2 separate regions of the Homo sapiens genome follow, and region 2 is linked to region 1. Evidence: read pairs that join two places in POLR2A ChIA-PET (ENCODE). Cell type or tissue: GM12878. All regions are shown on one strand. Each heading gives the region's core, and the rest is flanking DNA. Links, peaks and the distances in the headings are about the cores only.

The links. Peaks named below come from ENCODE experiments on the same cell type or tissue, not always from the same donor. Only the 100,000 strongest peaks of a DNase experiment are listed, where the experiment ranks them.
Region 2: POLR2A ChIA-PET joins it to region 1 with 6 read pairs; 3 of 35 experiments call an interaction of 5 or more read pairs at or near these places.

The regions. Positions count from the first base shown.
Region 1 is chr6:16,411,283-16,418,966 of GRCh38, forward strand. All of the region lies in intron 6 of ATXN1 (ataxin 1), which reads right to left. Among named protein-coding and RNA genes, the nearest start is that of GMPR, 180 kb to the left of the region's middle. RefSeq lists an enhancer at 2,832-3,021. In GM12878, for the core only: no CTCF peak of the experiment used is centred there; DNase peaks (open chromatin) are centred at 2,265, 2,990 and 3,195; H3K4me3 peaks cover 1,979 bases; H3K27ac peaks cover 3,167 bases.
Region 2 is chr6:16,686,806-16,694,489 of GRCh38, forward strand. The region is part of intron 2 of ATXN1 (ataxin 1); the gene reads right to left. Among named protein-coding and RNA genes, the nearest start is that of ATXN1-AS1, 70 kb to the right of the region's middle. In GM12878, for the core only: no CTCF peak of the experiment used is centred there; a DNase peak (open chromatin) is centred at 3,924; H3K4me3 peaks cover 470 bases; H3K27ac peaks cover 1,328 bases.

The sequences.
Region 1 (7,684 bases), core at 1,324-5,323:
AATTTTATGTCTTATTGACTCTAAGGTATGGCTATCTCTATTTACTACTACCTCATATGACTTTAATATTGATATTGAATTAAAGTCAGTGCAAGATCTGTAGTACATTAGTAAGTATGCAAAAATGGGAAATTGAAGCCCTGTTTATAGGTGGTACTCAGAGAAGGCCCAGGGTTGTTGGTGCCAACTGGAAAAAGTTTATATCTGATTATATTAATAGCAACATTGATCTGGCATTTTGCCCTGGCATAGTTTTTTACCTTCTTGAAGGTTAAAAAAAAAAAATCTCCCTGGCTGCATCAGGATTTAAGACATTGGGGAGAAAGAAAGGATAAAGAGGGAACAAGGGCAAAGATGAGGATCATTGAAGACGTTCAAGGATAATTAAACTTCTGCCCATAGCTGGCCTGGGGGAGAAATGAATGTCACCGTAGTATGGATGTGGCTGGCTCACAGTGTGAAGAGAGAAGACCTTGTTTCCAGTCATTCACAGCCCTGTTGAGATATACCTTCATGCCTAATTCCTTCACCCTCTGAAGTCCAACATTATTTAATTGATAAGATATGCCACATATCATCTTGTCCTTTGTGTTTAAGTTGTTCTTATTAATATGTATGTCTTATCTCCCTTAGTAGATTGTCAGCTTCTTGAGGTTATCTTGAATGTTTTAACTCAGCTCTCTCTCTCGCACTATCTTGCTTAGGGAAGACACCCAATAAATATTAGTTGAAGACATGACCAAGTGCATGAAGTACTGTATAGGCTTGCTAAATAAGGGCAGTAAAAATGCCATTGGATCTTGTAGGCAAATTCTGAGGTTGTAACGGATGAAATTAATATAAATGTTGATTCACTGAATTGTGAACTATAGAATATGAACCCTGTCAATAGGAGAAACCTTTCTAAAAGCCTTCTTCTTTGTTGTGCATGTTTTTAGGGATTCAGTCCAGAACTTTCACCCGGAAACTCAAAACAAGAAATTTAGTTTGAAATAAATCAGGTCTTAACAAGTGAGAGACTATTAAGATTAACAGACTGTCTTGGACAGCCTCCTGCGTGTCCCTTATCATCTAAAGGGTTACTACTAGACTACATCCTTTTCTGCTTTATCTCAGAGGCCCATTAAAGCATGTAACCAGACTGCTCAGATTCATACTATACTAATTTTCTCTTTCCAAAAGAAACCAAACAACAAAATAAAACTCCACCAAGTGACTAAACTAAATTCAAATATCCATACAATTCTATCCACGGCAACAGCGTCAGTTTCTCAGAAATTTCATTGCCAGGCTCCCCCACTTCAATGGACAATAGAAGAAAATGTGCCTCAATGTCGCAAACTTCAGTGCCGCTCAAGGAGCTAATTAAATCTCCTAGGATGCCCTCACCCACACCCTAAGAAATTTGAAGGGTACGCAAAATCCAAACTCAATTCAACACCATTAAAATAAAAGGCCTTTACATATAAAGCTTAATCTTGACTTTCTTTGTCCTTTTCTCCCCACAAAGTAGTAGATTTCCAAATTCCCCAAAGGTCATGAGTTTGGCAATGGAACAATGGCATCCCCAGAGTGACTGCCTTGGGGAGAGAGTTTGCTCCTCTCTTGGCCATGCCGTGGGGGCTGTTGTCTCTCTTGGGAGCTGCAAGCATCATCAAAGTGGATGAGGGCTGGCCACAGCAAGAAGTATGGTCTCTGTCCTATAGTTTTCTAGTGTTAGGGTGATGAGGTCTCTATCTATTCACAAGAAGAAAAAGAGTCATCCTAAACCATTCCCAAACTATGTTAGAAATGAAGAAAGGGGAAGGGAAATAGCACTTGCTGAGCACTTCGTTTAAATGTGCCAGTCATTATGCTGCATATTTTATATTTAATCCTCACACAACCCTACAAAGTAGAAATGATGACTCTATTTAAAGACAAACTGAAACTCAAAAGAACTTCCTCGAAATGATACAGTTAGCACATTATGGATGCAGAATTCAAACCCAGGCCTGTCTAGTTCTTAAATCCGTGTTCTTCCCATATACCATGCTGCCTCTCAAAAGGAAACACTGTTTTTGTTTTTTTTTTAAGGTACAAATATAGTTTGTGCATTTGGAAGAAGATGCGGCTCGGGACCCATTCTTTTTGTTATAGGCTTGTGCTATAAACATCCATCTTACTCTTAGTTTGACCTTTGTGCCGTGGGCTCATGTCTGTAATACAGGAACCCAATCATTTCTGAAAGTCTGTCTAACAGTGATATTGTGTGCAGCAAATGTTTAATGAATGGATGAGTGAATGTGAATCAATGGGTGGGGGAATAAATAAATAAATGAATGAATGAAAGTGAAACTGACGAGCCCATACTGGGACTGAATCGGCAATGTGGGCCTCCTGAAAGCACTGCATGTTAATCACTACTTTTTTGAGCTTTGTGACATGATGTTTGGGTGTCTGGAGAAAAATCCTGTGTGGTGGTGGTCTGGGCTTTTTTACTGACGCAATGGCCCACCTGATATAATTTTGATTTCCATCAGCCACTAAACTTAGCCTGAAGACAAAATTTCCTTTGAAAGGATTCAGCTTAGGGGAACAGATAATAAGGAGGTGGTTATTTGGGGAAACAAGAGTTACTTTACATTCCTATAACATATTTCTAAAAATGAAACATTCTCAAAGCTGGAAAGTAAGGAAAATCAAACATTGCTCTACTTGGGGTTTTGAAAATGGAACATTGATTGTTTGTAAAAGTGATGCTTAATTTGGAGGATAAGAAGCGAACTTCTTTCTATAGCCTCAAGGAGCTAATTAAAATGTGACACGGCAGTGATTATATACTTAGAGGTATCGATAGGTCCTCATTTTTCCACAGCACAGATAATCTCACGCCAGCTCTCACCTATATTAAGTGTTAGACACTTGGTACAGGAACGGATTTCTGCTCTTCCCTATCTCTCACTGTTCAGGGACCTTTGGTCAGTTCCTCAGCATATTGTACCCTAAATGAGGTGATGAGACAGCATCGAGCCAACTGAACTATCAGAGAGTGAGGTCGTAATGCTTATCGGTCACTGTTAAAACCCATCCAACCCATTTTGGTATGATTCTTGCAGTTACTAAGGCCTGGCCTTCATTCTCTCTCCACTCAGAATTCACTTTAAGCTATTATAAGAAAGCTAAAGATAAAACAGCTTCTGCATAATGAAACACTAATCCCCAGAGTGTGACGCCCACGACACAAATGAATGCTAGACAGAAGATAACCAAATGTCTAGACTTATTCAAACCTGCTTCTCATAGTTCAAACTTGTACTCACTGCTTCATCAGCTTATGAACCATAAACTGATTTAAAAACACACATGCAAAACTGAACAACAACAACAAAAAAACGCTAAACCCAGTAGAGCCTCTTCACTCAGGCCTTTTTATTTGAGTTTATCTATCCGAATGCAGTAATGCCTCCTTAAGCAGACACAGCTTACTGAAAATATACACAATTTGTAGCATCTGAAAGAGAATATGGCCTTTGTCCTTCTTTCTACTCAATATGTTGGTGGACTGGAATGTTTCCAATGTAGTCAATTTTTCTGGCTCTTTAAAATTAAATTAATAAAAGTATACAATTTAAGGATCTATAGATTTGTGTTCAGCACAATGGACTAAAAGTTGAGCTACTGGATTCTAGAACAAAATGTCACTTATAATTAGCTGAGTATATATGACATCTCAGGCATTGTACCAAGGGCCCAGAAAATTACCTCATTTCATTTTTATAATTTTCAGAAGCACCCACTTTCCTAGCTAGGATACCTACCAATTGTGTTCTTGGGCAAATTATCTTCTATCTTGGTTTGTACAACAGAAGAAGAAATTATTTTAAAATATATGGAATATAATAAAATAGAAATTTGGCCAATTAATTAATATTAGGCAGTGAAACAATAAGTGGTTTTTTTGTTTGTTTGTTTTTGGTTTTTTTGAGACAGGGTCTCACTCTGTCGCCCAGACTGGAGTGAAATGGTGCGATCTCGGCTCACTGCAACCTCTGCCTCCTGGGTTCAAGAGATTCTCCTGCCTCAGCCTCCCGAGTAGCTGGAACTACGGCACCTGCCACCATGCCCGGCTAATTTTTTGTATTTTTAGGAGAGATGGGGTTTGGCCATGTTGGCCAGGATGGTCTCGAACTCCTGACCTCAGATGCTCCACCCTCCTTGGCCTCCCAAAGTGCTGGGATTACAGGCGTGAGCCACCGCGCCCAGCCCAAGTGGTTATTATTTCAACACAGAAGTCCTTGTTTACCCGAAGCAGCTGGGAAATAGGGCTTCGCATAAAACCAGAGCAGAAGTAGCAGAGAAAGGGACCTGTGAGTGAGTCCTGCCTGGTTCTCGGCTCACACTAGTCCAGCCTTGGGAAAGAGCTGGGACACCACAGGTAACCACCTTAATTTACCCTTTGCCTGTCTGGCGAAGACAAAGTAAACTGAGTGCCACTTTTATTAATGGGAAACCATCTTACTTATAGCAAAAACAAATGCTCAAACCTCATTCATTCTGCGGTTATCTGGATCCTTCATGCTGTAGGTAGGGAACAGAATGGGGCTCTGAGAGCTCCCTCCTCCGCGCCTCTGCTGGGAGCAAAAATAATCTCAAAACAGGAAAAAGAAGGAGGGGAAATTTTTAATCGTTTTTTTCCCTCCCTTCAGAATGAGTGGGGAGAATTATACATGGGCAGCTACATATGAGCCAGTACATATAAGTCAATAATGCAAACAGGATCGTCAGGAAAGTGTTTAATTTATTCACAAGAAGAACTACCAAGCTTTCAAAAAAAAAAAAAAAAAACCCAGGCTTTCTTCATCATCCATTTTGCAGTCAGTGTGCTGATAACAAATGGTCATTATCTAGTTTCTGGAAAGTAATGTCTATGAATTGGAAAAAAAAAATTGGTCAATAATTTATATGGCTATGTATACTTGAAGTAATGCAACTTATTTTCTTAGAAGGATCTCTCAATATAGATTAAATTAATGTAAAATGTAAAATGACTTCCTCCTAAAAAATCTAAATTAGAGAGATTTTATTGGCTCAATAATTAATACTGCATCACACATCTACTTTCCTCTCTGCCTTCTATCCCTGTGGCCTTTTACAGACAAAGCTTTTGCTATAACCATGGAGCACACAATAGTGCAAACTATAAAATATAAGAAAGTACAATACCTGCCTTACAGGGCTGTTGTGAGGACCTAATCAGACAATGCATGAAAAGTACTAAGTATAGTCCCTGGCCCAGATTAAGTATTCATAAATATCAACTGTAATTATTATTCCTTTTATATAAACTTTTATTTCATAGGGAGATGTTTCCTAAAGAAATCTCCTACTCATCTTGCTCGTACACCCTAAACGTTTAAAATAATCTCACTGTATCCAATACCTCTGACCCCTCTGAATCCCATCACATTTTCACCGCTTAGTTCATGGTTCCTATCTCTTCCTCACTGTGTTACAGCCGAGCTGGTACACACTGGAATTCCTGAATTCCTCTAGTAGGCCTTTAGTTTCCATAAAGCAGAAACCCCATACCGTGTATCATTGCATACTCAGTAGAATGTGGCTTTTATCTTGCATGGTGTAGGCTTTTAATAAGTATTTATTGAATGGATACATGAAGATATGAGTGAATAATGGAATAAATCCTGGGGCTCAACAGGCACCTAACCCTACAATATTTCTAATGTTTTGTCAACTTCCCCTAAGATATTATTTTATTTATTTTTTAGAGATGAGGTTTTGCTCTGTTGCCGAGGCTGGAGGGCAGTGGTGTAATCATAGATCACTGCAGCCTTGAACTGCTGGGCTCAAGTGATTCTCCCACCTCAGCTTCCCCAGTACCTGGGACTACAGGTATGCATCACCATGCTAGGCTACTTAAAAAAAAATTTTCTTTTGAGACAGGGTCTCACTATGTTGCCCAGGCTGGTCTTTAACTTCTGACCTTAGGCAATCCTCCTGCCTCAGCCTCCCAAGTCACTGGGATTACAGGCGCAAGCCACCACACCAAGCCCAATCAATAATAATTTCCAAGTTATGGCTTTTAATGGAAAGCAGAATAAGAAAGTCTTTCCTGATGTCTACTTCATCAAGTAGAGAGAGGGAGTTACAAGTTTCTTATTTTTTTTTTTTCTTGAGACGGAGTCTTGCTCTGTCACCCAGGCTGGAGAGCAGTGGCACGATCTCGGCTCACTGCAAGCTCCGCCTCCCAGGTTCAAGCGATTGTCCTGCCTCAGCCTCCCGAGTAGCTAGGACTACAGGCGCCCACCACCATACCTGGCTAATTTTTTGTATATTTACTAGAGACGGGGTTTCGCCATATTAGCCAGGATGGTCTCGATCTCCTGACCTCGTGATCCCCCTGCCTCGGCCTCCCAAAGTGCTGGGACTATAGGCGTGAGCCACCACACGTGGCCACAACTTTTTTTTTAATGGCCTAATCTGTTTCTCAGCATACGAACACTGTATCTCACTCCCAGACAACTGATGCCATTCATGCTTGAAGAAGAAATCCATGACCAGGTACCAAAGAAGGCTAAATATAAAGGCAGTTTTCTACCTGCCACTACCCTAGTTCATCCTCGAAGATTTGGTTCAAAAGTTAGCCTCTCAAAGGCCCTCCATATTATTCCACCCTGAACCTCAGAGCTCTTGAGGTTAAAAACTATGAGAAGGAATGGATGAGTAAATCAACGAATGAAGGTAAAGCATGTTGTTTGAGACAGGGTGATTAATGGGAGCATGGTCCCAACGCTCTGGTGTAGCAAAAGATTGAGAAGTGAACACTGTTGTAGAGCTACGAAAAGATATTTGGCACATAATAGGTGCTTAAAATGCTCATTAAATGAAAGAATTAATGCATAACCCTTCCTACTGAATGTTTGTGTCTAGAAGATGCACTGTCTCAAACTATTCCCATTATAAAAGTAAATATTGTTCCTGTGTACAATTAGTCCCTTCCTCTAGACTATTAATCCCTGGCTCCTGGCAAAAACTCCTTGCATTTGTACAGAAATGGAATCGGTTTTTGGCCACATTAAGCGATACTTCTTTCCTTAAGCACATCAACTCCCTCTGTGGCTTTCAGGAATGCTTAGCCTTTGGAATAAAGTAGAAAGTACAGAAATCCACTGGAATACATGGCCTGGCACATGTCAAATCAAAGAAGGAATAGAGAAGCAGGGAGCATTCATGAGATCTGAACAGTCTGACCATGCAATACTCCTTTTTTTTATTTTATTTTATTATTATTATACTTTAAGTTTTAGGTTACATGTGCACAATGTGCAGGTTAGTTGCATATGTATACATGTGCCATGCTGGTGTGCTGCACCCATTAACTCGTCATTTAGCATTAGGTATATCTCCTAATGCTGTCCCTCCCCCCTCCCCCCTCCCCCCACCCCACAACAGTCCCCAGAGTGTGATGTTCCCCTTCCTGTGTCCATGTGTTCTCATTGTTCAATTCCCACCGCAATACTCCTAACGCTAATAATTGTAGGTGTTAATGGTAACAATTTGTTATAAATGATACAACATATTTCTATTTGTTCCTTAGCTTTCAAGCATTCGCTTGATGTCATGGTCTGAAATTTGGCCAAGGTGTTCCTATTTTCAGGCCTCGATATGCCCACAGATGCTTCCC
Region 2 (7,684 bases), core at 1,532-5,531, 280 kb after region 1:
AATATTTACTGAGAACCTCCTTTGTGGCCAGGATTATGTTTCTATCTAAGTCCCATGAACTTGGAGCATATTTACAAAATTATTTAACTTTATAAAGTATTTCAATGAATAATGCAGTCTTCCAAAATGTGCATGGGGCTGTAATTCCATCTAGTGTTTACAATGACACTATAAGCCTTGGATGGAATTACAATCTTAATGGGAACAATCAGAGTGCACTACTCCATATGCTCAGAGAATTCAGGATGAACTCAACTTCTAAAATAAAAAGCACCAAGCCATTGGCATGTAATTACAACCAGGAGGCCAAGCTGTCTGCTTGCTAGTATATGAGAAATGCTCAATTGAAAGTACCATCTCACCTTATTGTAGCAAAACCTATTTAATGTATCTGAAAAACCTCTTCCTCTCCAAAATTAAACTTTCGACTTTCGTGATGAGAAAATTTCCACAAGGGTCTACCACATAGAGGTGATATATATCGGGTGATGACAAGATTGTCTGGATGCTACCAATAAAATCTAAGAATCTTCTAATACCACCTACATGCACCTAAACTTAAACTCTGAAAAGTACAATGTATTAAGAAACAGGAAAAAAAATCATGCTCAAGAGCCCTTTGAAATTACTGGCATTTCTTCTAATTTTTGGGGGCTAGTCTGACATTTATTAGCATAAACAAAGCAAAGTGCCTTGTGTCCGCAAGAGGGAAAAAAAAAAACTTTAGAGAGATTAAACTCAGAGTTGTAGAAAAAGTTTAGAAACGGATTTAGAATTTCGCAGGAAAAAGAAAAGACAGTGACACTATGAATCAGCATTTTCGTATAAGCAGCCTGGAATCAAAGAAGAAATACACACACACACACACACACACACACACACACACACACGGAGGATACAGCACCGTGAAGAATGAAGACACAAATGCATACAAATTTAGTCTGTATATTTATATTTAGAATACAAATGGCTTCTACGGTCTTTTTGTGCCTTTATCATACCTAACTTTATCTGGTACTCATAGAGGTCACCAAAGCTGTATAAAATCATAGCAACCAGAAAACTAAAGGAAACAAACACCTCTGGCAGAAATCCTCACCAAACAAAGTATAAGGCATAAAGAAACTATACTTTCATTGGCCACTTTTAACATAGCCATGCTTCTACCTGTGAAGGTATGGGACAATTCCATGAAAACTGAGTTCACGGAGGGCCCTCCTGTGGGTTATGTATCCTGGGTTCCAGCATAACCCCTGGTTGAGAACTTACTATTAACATTAGCTCTTCAATTTATTTTCATGATCCAGGGACTTGTGTATATTGTATCACAGTGGTTACCTAAAATAAAAAGTAACCAGATAGGAGACAGTAAAACAATATTGATGAATTTCCATGAGAATGAGACATATCATTTAGGAGCTTTACTTAAAAACCTTCCTGCTAAACAAACAAAAAAGGACTAATGCGATATCTGTCTCTTGGGGTCTCCCATGCTTATGAATTGAGAAAACACACTTGATATAAGTAAATGAAGAAACAATAGTTGAAACAGCCCTGAAGTGACAGAAAAAATGGAAGTAGGGTTCTAAGCTCAACTCCAGAGGCAAGGTGGTACAGAATACCAGCTGGATGAACAGTTCAAAGCTTCCCTAGTTGAGGGTCTCTACCTCAATGACAGACAAAACTCCTAACTTTGGCTTTCTCCATAGAGCATCAACCAAATTCAGTAATGATGAAGTACCTGCTTAACACTATAGGTTGAATAACTTTTGACAAGCTGTAACATCCTGTTGGTGGAAAATAGCCAGCCTTGCTCAACATAATATTGCAAACCCAAAACAGGGTAATTGTGCAAAGAGAGAATTTTGTGTATGTCCCCTTTCCAGAAAATATTCTGGGTGACATCCAATCTGCTTTTACCCGGCTCACTTATTTACAATTGGGGCTGCCTAAAATGCAATGCCATTCTAAAACTACCAATAAACTATTTTGTGAAATCAAGTTTAGTAACTTGAGATTCTCATTTATGATATCCCTGACAACCACCAAAACCTGATTAGACATCTCTCTCCTTTGTCTAGGTGCTTTACTGAAAAAAAGCATGGAAATAGACTTGGAGATGCATGTGTGTGTATGTGTGTGTGTGGTGTGTATACATGTGTATTGCATGTGTATGTACATATATAGTATGAATATGTGCGCATATGTGTACGTGTATATGCAGATGTGTATATGTGTACTCTGTGTGTGTGTATGTGTGTGTGTGTCCATGTATTTAAACACACTGCTTTTCCTATATGCAGCAGGAATTTCCTATCTGGCATATGAAGACAATACATACTCTTTTGGATGGAGCTGGTGAGTCAGGCAGTGTTTTGGAACTGCAATACTTGAGTCTGCATGACTCATGAGGAAAGCAAGTCTGGGGTCTGGGACTGTTGTATCAAAATGGGAAGGAGTGGGAAAGAAGATGGCTTTTTATAATTTAAATTTTTATTTTTTATATTGTTGTAAGTTTTTACTTTTGAGACAGGGTATCACTCTCTTGCTCAGGCTAGAGCGCAGTGGCATGATCATAGCTCACTACAGCCACAAACTCCTGGGCCCATGGGATCCTCCCACCTCAGCTCCCGAGCAGCTGAGACTACAGGCAAGAGCCACCACACCCAGTCAATTTTTTCTTTTTTTTCCTTCCTTTTTTTTTCTTTTTTTTTTCTTTTTTTTTTTTTTGTAGAGATGGAGTCTCCCTATGTTGCCCAAGCTGCTGTCAAACTCCTGGGCTCAAGGGATCCTCCCACCTTGGCCTAGATTTGTATTTTTAATTGACAAATAATAATTGCATGTAGTTATGGGTTATAATGTGATGTTTTGATATAGCTACATATACTATAAAATGATTATATTAAGCTGATTAATATGTCCATCACCTCACATACTTATTTTTTATAATGAAGACATTTAAAAACGTATTCTTTTAGCAATCTTGACATTTATAATACCTTATTATGAGGGCTAAAAATGAATAATATTAATAATCCTGTACAATGGGTCTCAGAAACTTAGCCCTCTTGTCTAACTGAAACGTCTGTACCGTTTGATCAACCAAAGATGGCTTTTGTTGGCAATTCAATTTTTTTGACAAATTCCTCATTTTTGTCTTCATTTGGAGTTTTTATCCATTACAAGAGAGGAAGATGACACAAGCCAGAATAGAGGAAGATGAAACAAACCACTCAGGATTCTGAAGGGAACACTGGGTTGGGTTTTTTTTAATTTTAATTTTGATGTTTATTATTTGTCTTAGAGACGGGGTCTCACTATGTTGCCCAAGTTGGCCTTGAACTCCTCTGCTCAAGTGACCCTTTGGCTGGGACTGCATGAGCACACCACTGCATCAGGCTCATCCAGTTGAGGTTTTTTAAAATACTGTTTTTGCTCTGATTGGGTAGCCTCAAAGAGGAGGAAGAGAGTCATGATGAGCTTGATTCAGAATCTTCAGCTCTCCACTCTATCAGCAACCTGCCTTCCTTCAAGTCTACTTGGCCCAGTGCTGTTATTCCTCCTCCACTGGCAACTAGATGTGTGAGTGACATTGATTCCTATTACCAGAGGGATTAACTCCAAAGTTCTCTTGAAGGTTTTACAGTTCTTTTCCAGCAGTTCCTCATTCTTCAAAGGTAATTAACCTCTTGATGGGCTTACAGCAGAAGCAGTGTTAGAAGTCCCAACACATTGATGATATGTTATAAACCAGGGGAGAGGATAATTGGAAAATGTATTTCCAGCCTCATTGGAAAATATATTTCCATTTATTGAGAAAAAGTAACTCAAGTGTTTAGGAACATATGAATCACAGAATTGTAGATTGGCAGAGGCCTTAGAAAACCATGCTATTTCGACTTCTACTAATAATGAGAAAACGGAGGTGGAAAGAGGGAGAGTGACCTGCCGAGCCACAGTTACCCAACCAGCACCAATGTAGTCAGTGCTGCCTGGAGCGAGACCTGACCATACTGTGGGGCAGAATCTCCCCTCCAATCCCCTTCATAAAGCACGATGATGCTGTTCAAACACAACCTGTGCCTCCTGTCCTTAGAGCCCCAGATTTCATTTTAGGAGAGGATTACGAAATAATGACTAAGCTCTGAAAACTGAGAATGAGACAAAGGAAGAAAGGGAGATAAGAAGGAAGACAGTAAGAGAGTCAACAAGCAACTTATTGTAGTGTTTGCAATCACTACTTGTGCCTTTCATTACATTTAAATGCATGTCGAAATGACATGATGCAACCACCTTCATGCATTCTGCAGTGAAAAAGATGGTGCCAGGTTGGAATTTCATTGTAAGTGTCGCAGAAATATCCCTTTGGAATCAGGTCCCAAATCATTATTTGCTCCTTTTATCATTGTCATCATCGTGTATCATGGCAAAGCTCCCTGAGGGGAGGAGCTCTGTCTGTCTTGTTCACTATCATATTCCTTACACCTACGGCATCCATGGGACAAGCTAAGTAAAATTTACTGAAAGGCTGAATAAAAACTTCCACATGGAATGAAGAAGAAATATGCATAGTTTGAAAATGCATATGCAGTATTACAGTTTTCTGTAAAGGAAAATGAAAGAAGACCTGTTTAAAATTTAAAACCACATTAAAAGATTGAGAGTTTTTTGTATTTATAAAAAGCTGAGGTATGTTAAAAATGGAAAGCACCTATTAAGCTGTTACTGTCAGTTTCACCTGTTAAGTAGGTACTATTAGTTAAGCCAGCATAGTTCCTGAGTTGCAAAGCATATACAGGCTGAAGTACAATGTCAAGAAAACATGTTAAAGGGTGGTAAATAAATAGCCACTGAGAAGATACTCTGAACAGATAAATAAGAAAAAAGCAAATGTAGTTGAAATAAATGGAAGCTCTAGGCAGTGTGTGGACAGACAGAACAAAAGTGGTCACTGTTTATGCCTTGGCCTGAATGTCTGTGTGCCTCCAAAATTCACATGTCGAATCCTAACTCCCCACGTGATAGTATTAGGGAGTGGAGCCCTTGGGAGGTGCCCTCTTGAATGGAATTAGCACCTTTATCAAAGAACTCCCCCAGGAACTGCTTTGCCTCTTCCACCATGTGAGGATACACAGAGAAGGTGCCATCTGTGAGCCTTAGAACAAGCCTTAGAATAGGCCGGGTGTGGTGGCTCAAGCCTGTAATCCCAGCACTTTGGGAGGCCGAGGCGGGCAGATCACCTGACATCAGGAGTTCGAGACCAGCCTGGCCAATATGGTGAAACCTCATCTCTACTAAAAATACACCGGGCGTGGTGGCACGCACCTGTAGTCCCAGCTACTCAGGAGGCTGAGACAGTAGAATTGCTTGAACCTGGGAGGCGGAGGTTGCAGTGAGCCGAGATCATGCCACTGCACTCCAGCCTGGGCGACTGAGCGAGACTCTGCAAATATGTACTTTATATGATTAATCTATTTGTAACCATTGAAGTAAACATTTTTCTTTGTGCTTTTAAATTCAAACCTCTACCTTAGCAGCCATATCACAGTCACAAATTAACTATATGGCAAGTAATCTGTATGATTACTTTGGGTTCTCAGATGACTTGCTATGTATTTAATGAAGTAAAATTGTAAGTCAAGTCAGATATAGGTAGGTACAATAATATTAACAAATGTAATCAAAAGATTTGTCTATTTTAAAGACTCAAGAAAGACAATTATACCCAATTAACACACACATTCATATGAAGGGTACAAATACCTAATTTTTGGAAAACATTTCATATAATTTTGGCCATTGTAAATATATAAATAATAATAAGAAGAAGACCACTACCGCCACCACCAACAACAAAAACAATAGCAACCACTTTCTAAAACATGAAGGCTAAGGAATAAGCAGTGTGCTGGGCACTTTACCTGTATTCCATTGTGTTCTTACAGGTACATTCCATGTTCTATATTTTCACTTTAGAGATGTGGAAACTGAAGCTCAGGCTAAGTAATGGGCCCAAGATCTCAAATTGGCAGATCTGGGTTCAAAACCTTAGTCAGAACGAGCCCAGACCTCCCATACAGGCAGAGGTCTTTGCAGATGGGAAGATATGGATAGATAAGCTTTCTCCTCTACTTAAGCTCAGTGTATCTGTACACTGAGTAGCCATGTAGCATAATGGTGGAGTGCATGGGCTCTGGAGCCAAAGCTCTAAGTTCAGATTTCAGCTCCGCCACTCACTAGTGCATGCCCTAACTTCTCTGTGCCTCTCAGTGGCCTCAGCTCTGAAGATGAGAATCGTAATAGTACCAGAAGAACTGATATCTACCTACTAACAGGGCCACTGTGAGGATTAAATGAGTTACTACACATACAGCACAAAGAACATCAGAGATGTGAGCAAATGTTTAGTATCCTTTGAAATACTAAAAAGAGCACTGAATTTGAAGTCCAGTGGTCTCCGCCATTGATCTACTGTATGAGCTTAGGCAAGTCCCTCAAGCTTCCTGAGCTCCACTGTCCTCATCTGTAAAAATGGGATACCAGCGGCCTTGCTTCCTTTCCAGAACATCACAAGAAACAAGCAATGGAAGACAAGGTATGTGAAAGGGCTTTGGAAGCTAAAAAGTGCTATATATACCATGTACATGTGAATTATCGTCATCAACTTTCAGCCTCTCAAAGCCAAAGAGGTCAATCTCTATTCCATTCTCTCCTGCCTGAGAATTTAATACTAAGCATCAGTTCCAAAACCTGGACACTGAACTGCTAATCATAACAGAACACATGTCCAGTCACCCAGGACTTGATCAAACAGAACTCTATTAACTACCTCCTTCTGCACACCCACCGTGAGAACATAATTGATGCTCATCATGGCCCTAAAGCACTCCAAGACTCTGAAGTACCTTCAGGGAAAGATTAAATTATGTTCAGCCTAGTTTATTATGAAGTGTATTTAATTATACTCAAATTCTTTGAAAATTGGTGACCTAGGAAAAGCACAGAGAGTAAGTCACAGGCTCTCTGGTAACTGGAAGCCTCTCCTCACCAGTCCACCCCCAGTCACCCTTCACAGAGTTAATTGTAAAAAATACAGTCCACCCTAGGGTAGGAAAAACTGGGATTCCGACACACTAATTATAAAAGTCAAAAGAACTTGGCCTTGCCTAATCTTCAAGGATCACTAATGTGCAGAAATACAAAAGTCAAAACTTGAAACAATGAAAAATTTAATCTACCTAAGATGCCTACATGTTTCAAATAGACTTTTGTTCTTGCTAAGAATGAATTCAATTGTTTGAACAAAAAATAACACAAATATATCACTATCCGATTATCAGTACTCAAAAATATAAAAACAGAGGAGTAAGTTAGTATTATGCTCCTGAGAAGAGGAAATTAACATTTAGTTTACTGGGTAAGTTTTGTCACTTCTTTTTTTTTTTTCTTTTTTTTTTTTTTTTAAGAGACGGAGTCTCGCTCTGTCGCCAGGCTGGAGTGCAGTGGTGTGATCTTGGCTCACTGCAAGCTCCGCCGCCTCCTGGTTCTAGCAACTCTCCTGCCTCAGCCTCCCAAGTAGCTGGGATTACAGGTGTGTGCCACCACGCCCAGCTAATTTTTTGTATTTTAGTGGAGGTGGGGTTTCACCATGTTGCCCAGGCTCGTCACAATTGTCCCTTCTTTA